Regions from separate parts of the Homo sapiens genome. Here region 2 is linked to region 1. A link is a loop called in an ENCODE intact Hi-C map of the cell type or tissue named here. Cell type or tissue: GM12878. All regions are shown on one strand. Links, peaks and the distances in the headings refer to the core of each region. The heading gives the core; the rest is flanking DNA.

Region 1 (2,913 bases), core at 297-2,796:
GCAAGACTCCATCTCAAAAAAAAAAAAAAAAAAAGGCCGGGTGCGGTGGCTCATACCTGTAATCTCAGCACTTTGGGAGGCTGAGGCGGGCGGATCACGAGGTCAGGAGATCAAGACCATCCTGGCTAACATGGTGAAACCCTGTCTCTACTAAACAAAATACAAAAAATTAGCCGGGCGTGGTGGCGGGTGCCTGTAGTCCCAACTACTTGGGAGGCTGAGGCAGGATAATGGCCTGAACCTGGGAGGTGGAGCTTGCAGTGAGCCGAGATTGCGCCACTGCACTCTAGCCTGGGCGACAGAGCGAGACTCCATCCCAAAAAAAAAAAAAAAAAAAAAAAAAAAAAGGTGCACTCATTCATTTTTACAGCAGATTTCTCTGTTTTTTGTTCATTCACTTTGATGAATATTTATTGAGAACCTAGTATTAATGTGCGTATTAAACCCCAGACAGCCCACTAGATATTAGTGCACCCTATTTCTAATCCTCGAGGCAACATTGTTAGGAAAGCATTATTGCCCCATGTTAGAAGGAGGAATAAGTGTGTACAGGAATCTGATTAAAATATAGTGTAAATTAAGAATAATGTGGGAGAATAAGACTTGAAAGCAAACGGGGGTCAAATCCCGAACTTTAAATGCTGGGCTTCGGAGTTGGAACTTTCTTCTGTAGACAGTGGGAAGCTATTCCATTTATGCCTGAGGTAGCAATTTTTTTAAATTTTTGCAATCAGACCTTGGCAATGACCTTGAGCAGTAGGATGTAAATAACTCCCACATGCTTAGCGTTCCAATAATGGAACACTAGGCATACATGGGTTAATAAAAAATTGTTCTTAATCACGATAGGCACCAAAATCTGCTGGGGAGCGTTCTCACAATATGTGTATTCAGGTCCCACTGCAAAATACAGAGCTAAACTTGTAAAGGCAGAGCCAAAGTTATTTGTATTTTGCAGGGGAAAAACTCCCGAAGAGGTCCTCACGCACAGCCCTAGCAAGGAATGATTTCACAAAAGCCTCTGATTATTAGAAAGTTTTCCTTTTATTGAAGTGAATCCTTTACTACGCTAGGAAAATCCCGCTGTCACCTGAGACTCTCTCAAACCCCTGAAGACTCCATGCGTCCCTGAAGATTTATGAAGTGTTGTCTCCTCATGAGCCTCTCTCTTTATCCCAGGAACCTTTCTCTGGCTTGACATGTTTTGGAAAAGCCTCGCTTAGAATGACCGTCAGAACTTCCCGACTTTATAGGAGTGGGGACAGTGTCCACAGGCATGAGAGTGCTCCAACTGGACCTTAGAGTCAAACCAAAGAGAGGAGCCTGGTCCCTTTCCATGCCACAGGGATTAGTTCACACAGCCCTGCAGACGTCTAGTCTTGGAGCCCTACACACAGAAACTGAGTCCGCTAATAGAAACTTGGTGGAAAAAAAAAAAAGAAAAACAAGGAAGAAGCAGCAAGGCCTGCAAAAATAAAATAAGTTTTTCCTTTCCTTCCAGTTGCAGCCATGAGATTTTCTCTGTAATTGAGACCCAGGCTCTTTGCCTTGATCATGTCATTGCTCCCCCTGGTGGACTTCTTCTTCATTGCAGGCGTGTGTTGCGCTGACTGCTTCCCGCAGGCCATCCTGCCTCCTGCTTACAAGGGCTACCCCATACTGTGGGAAGAGGGAAGGGTCACCGGAGCCTCCAGCCATCTTCCCAGGCTCTGAGGTTCAAGGGCCAAGGCTCTTCCTGTGAGCTACTCCTTATTTTGCTTTGATATGTTAAAAACATGTCCTTTCTGTAAAATGCTTTGCAAAATTGTAAGACGTCTAGGTGTTCATGAGTGACACAGAATTCACTTATGAACCACGTAGGGTTAGATACCGCCTCTGCTGACAAATATTTGCCAAGAAGTCAGGAGCAAAGTCTGACTGTGTTGGTAGAACTGCAGGTAAAGGTTTTCTGCTGCACCATCCCAGCCAGTCAGGTTGAAAGCAAAAGATTAGGAATTACTTACTGATATGCTGTGATCTGATTTTTTTCTTTTAGGTATCTTTCATTACATAGTTATCTTTTTTAGTATTTAAAATTAATTTTCTGTTCTTGTTAGGATATATACTCAGTTTTCCCACCTAGAACTTTTAAAAAGTATTATCTCTGGCATTTTAAAGCTTTTATTTTTGTATTATTTCATAATGCTTTTCCATCTGTTAGAACTTTCTTTCAAATTTTCAGCACATCACAAGAAAAGAAGAAAATTTATATTCCATAAACCTTCTTTGTTCTCCAGACTTTTGTGCTAACCAATCTGTTCCTTCCATTTTGAAAGGTTATGTATAGATCAAATCTCGGTGGGAATGGTGAATAGATTGCAGCCAGTAAATAAAAAACAGGATTTAGGGTTTGGAAAGACTTGGATTTCAATCCTGGCTTTACCTCTTGTGTGGATAAGGCTTTAAGCAACCAATGCAGCCTTTTGTGCCTCAGTTTCTTAACCTCTACAGTAGGGATAATAATACTTATCCATGGCTGGGCACGGTGGCTCACACCTGTAATCCTAGCACTTTGGCAGGCCAAGGCGGGTGGATCACCTGAGGTCAGGAGTTCAAGACCAGCCTGACCAACATGGTGAAACCCTGTCTCTACTAAAAATACAAAAATTAGCTGGGCGTGGTGGCAGGCGCCTATAATCCCAGCTACTGGGGAGGCTGGGGCAGGAGAATCGCTTGAACCTGGGAGGGGGAGGTTGCAGTGAGCCAAGATTGCGCCACTGCACTCCAGCCTGGGCAGCAGAGTGAGACTTCGTCTCAAAATAATAATAATAATAATAATAATAATAATAATAATAATAATACTTATCCGTGGGTTTCTTGTCCACTGCACTCCAGCCTGGGCAGCAGAGACTTTGTCTCAAAATAATAATAATA
Region 2 (2,913 bases), core at 182-2,681, 190 kb before region 1:
TCCAGCCCGGGCGACAGAGCGAGACTCCATCCCAAAATAAATAAATAAATAAAAATAAAAAAATAAAAGAATGCGGCGTACGCGGTGGTTCACGCCTGTAATCCCAGCTCCCTGGGAGGCCGAGGCGGACGGATCACAAGGTGAGGAGATCGAGACCGTCCTGGCTAACACGGTGAAACCCCGTCTGTACTAAAAATACAAAAAATTAGCCGGGCATGGTGGTGGGCGCTTGTAGCCCCAGCTACTCGGGAGGCTGAGGCAGGAGAATGGTGTGAACCCGGGAGGTGGAGCTTGCAGTGAGACAAGATCGCACCACTGTACTCCAGCCTGGGCGACAGAGCGAGACTCTGTCTCAAAAAAAAAAAAAAAAAAAAAAAAGTCCCTGAGGTAATTTTTCTGTGCACTCCCAGGGGAGAGTGTTTCTTTTCTCTTGAGAATCACTGAAGTAGATCGTTCTAAGATCTCTGCTGTTCTTCAAATCATGTGCTGAAAGAGACAAGAGGTCATATAATTGTAGCAACTGAAACAAATATAAGGCTATTTTCTTTGGACCCAAACACTTATTTTAAAAATTGCAGAAGTCAAGTGACCAAGGCAAGTAGAATACACAAAAACATTTTAGGCCATCGTTGTCATTTTCTGAGTCTTAATCATAGTTAAATTTTTTCTAAAATTAAAATCAGCAGTGCGTTTCCTCCACCTCCGCCAGAACTTGCTCTAGAAATTAGGGGAAGCAGAATGTCCCCAGGAAGTCCTAAGAGAGAAGAAGCAGAGTAAGACATGGGTTTCCAGAGTTTAGAGTCTCACTATGTGATAGGTGAAAGCTGTGTTGTTGATGAGGATTTGCACAGCCTCCTCCCGGTTGCCTGCTACTGACCATCCCATTTCACTGTGGGCAGCTCCAGTGGGTAAGAGGGTTCTTCACAGTGTGGTGAGCTACTCCTTTCTAGCCTCCATCCATTTTTTGCTGTTCTTCTGGAAGCTATATAGGCTTGTCTATTGGACTTTATAGTCTTCAAATAATTGAAGATACTAAAATGACTATTATGTCTACCCTGCTCTGCTACACACATAAATCTTGTCCAGACAAATAGGTCTGTTTACCAGTACTTTCTCATCAGAAGTCATTTGAAGACACAGAAAGTAAAAACCACAAAGAAAAAAAAAACTATATTAAAGTGAAAGCTCAACAGTAACACCCCATAACCATAGCAAAACAAAACAAAACAAAACAAAACAAAACAAAAAAAAACCACAAACATCTCCCCAGGAAATAGAACTAATATGCAGGTCTTTAAAAGTTCAGTTTATCAATGAGAAAAAGATAAACCAACTCACGAGATAAATGGGCAGAGTACAGGAGCAGTCACAGAAGAGGAGACACGGCTGGCCAGTAAGCACAAAGAGAAATGAAATGGTTTTGATTCCCTTACACATCTTAGCCCCCTTCCTCTGTCTACATGGCCCGTAAAAGCCACAGAACTGAACAGTTTTCCAGTTCCCTCAGTGAGCCTGCTTTGTGCAGTGGTATGTTACTGTCAGAAGGGATCCTCTTCGAAGCTGTGGTATTTGAGAATGACTGCTCCTCCCACCGCTTTTCTGAGGGTGTTAGCAGGAGTGCAACAGAGCCTTACTTCAAGGCCCCCAGCGGGCTGGCTGGAACCCTGCTTCAGCTCCTCCAAGCACGTGCGGCCAAGTTCTGGGAGCCACGTCGATGTGGGTTGATGGGTCCCCTGAGACGCCCTCTCTGCTCAGAACACAGCCAGTAAGCCATGGGCAGATCACAACAAACAGCACCCTGCCTTCTGCTCCGCCTCCCTCCATCTACCACACTGCCAAGTTCCTAAGAAGCTTAGGGGAGAAGGAACTGCTGTGGTGCTTAGAATGCAGTGTCTTGCCTGAAAGTATTTTCTCAGTCTTTGAGAAAACAGTGGAACTGACTCATCTGGTCAGAGCTTTACAGAAATGTGATTGCAGATCTCTTGCAATTTCATTCTGCTTTAGTGTCAGAATTCATCCGACAACGTGCCAAAAAAAAAAAAAGTGTGTAAAATCACATACAGATTTAGATACTTCAAGAGGAAGTTATTTTTACCACAGTGGGGAAGAAACCAGAAAGTGCCGATTGGTGGAGAATGCCCGGCAGGGCTGAGGAAGGAGGGTGGGCACCTGAGCAACCTGGGCCTGGCCACACTCACCCCTGCAGCCTTGCCAGCCTGGCCCGGGGATTGTGGTGTGGTCACCTCTTAGCAGGTGGAGGGAGGAGTTCCTGTGTGGAAGATCTGCTTGAAGGAGGAAATGTTGATATAACCCCCGAGTGTGGAGCCAACTTCAGCAGTGCGGGGTTAACATGGGTTACTCTTGAAAATGTGTTGCGTGCTCTCCCAACAGTCCATAGAAGCAGCTCTCTAACAGCTGCATGGGACACAAAAGTAAAAATGGAGAAACGATTCCAGAAAACCACATAAATATAAAAACCAAATGGCGCAGTGTCTTTATTTTGTTTTGGCAGATAACAGGATTGAGGCCACCTTGTTTTCTTTGCTCATGCATTTCCCAACTCAAAAGGCTGTTCTTGTTTGCTTGTAGAGCAGAGATCCAAGGCCTGAGAGACCCTGAAATGTTTGTAGTTATATTCTTCATTCGTGCTGCGAGATAAAGAGTTTTCCCAGAAACTAAAGGGAGGGAACAGGAAATATTTGTTAAGATCCATAACCTCTGGCTTTTGTCTCCTCTTTTCACCTGGGCAAAGGATATCAGTGATAATATTTTGGGTCTCATAAGATGATGAATTGTTCAAATGTATTTGGAGAATACTTTATTCAAGCATCTTTGTCTTTCTTTCCTATTCCTTGTGGCTGAAGAGAGGCATGTGCTTTTTATGCAAGGGTCTTGAAATGTATGCAGTTACCA

What was found. Hi-C counts contacts between places; a loop is a spot of excess contacts. Peaks named below come from ENCODE experiments on the same cell type or tissue, not always from the same donor. Only the 100,000 strongest peaks of a DNase experiment are listed, where the experiment ranks them.
Region 2: a loop joins it to region 1, with 4 times the contacts of the local background. A loop is called at or near these places in 7 of 110 quality-filtered maps.

What each region holds. Positions count from the first base shown.
Region 1 is chr6:148,946,496-148,949,408 of GRCh38, forward strand. The region is part of intron 3 of UST (uronyl 2-sulfotransferase); the gene reads left to right. Among named protein-coding and RNA genes, the nearest start is that of UST-AS1, 17 kb to the right of the region's middle. In GM12878, for the core only: a CTCF peak has its summit at 1,578 (motif pointing left); a DNase peak (open chromatin) is centred at 1,596.
Region 2 is chr6:148,759,494-148,762,406 of GRCh38, forward strand. The region is part of intron 1 of UST (uronyl 2-sulfotransferase); the gene reads left to right. LOC107986659 (a long non-coding RNA gene) reads right to left here. Exons shown (of 2, transcript XR_001744408.2): 1 at 1,339-2,913; 2 at 1-486. Among named protein-coding and RNA genes, the nearest start is that of UST, 14 kb to the left of the region's middle. RefSeq lists enhancers at 1,225-1,975, 2,229-2,368. In GM12878, for the core only: no CTCF peak of the experiment used is centred there; DNase peaks (open chromatin) are centred at 468 and 1,688; H3K4me3 peaks cover 2,167 bases; H3K27ac peaks cover 2,175 bases.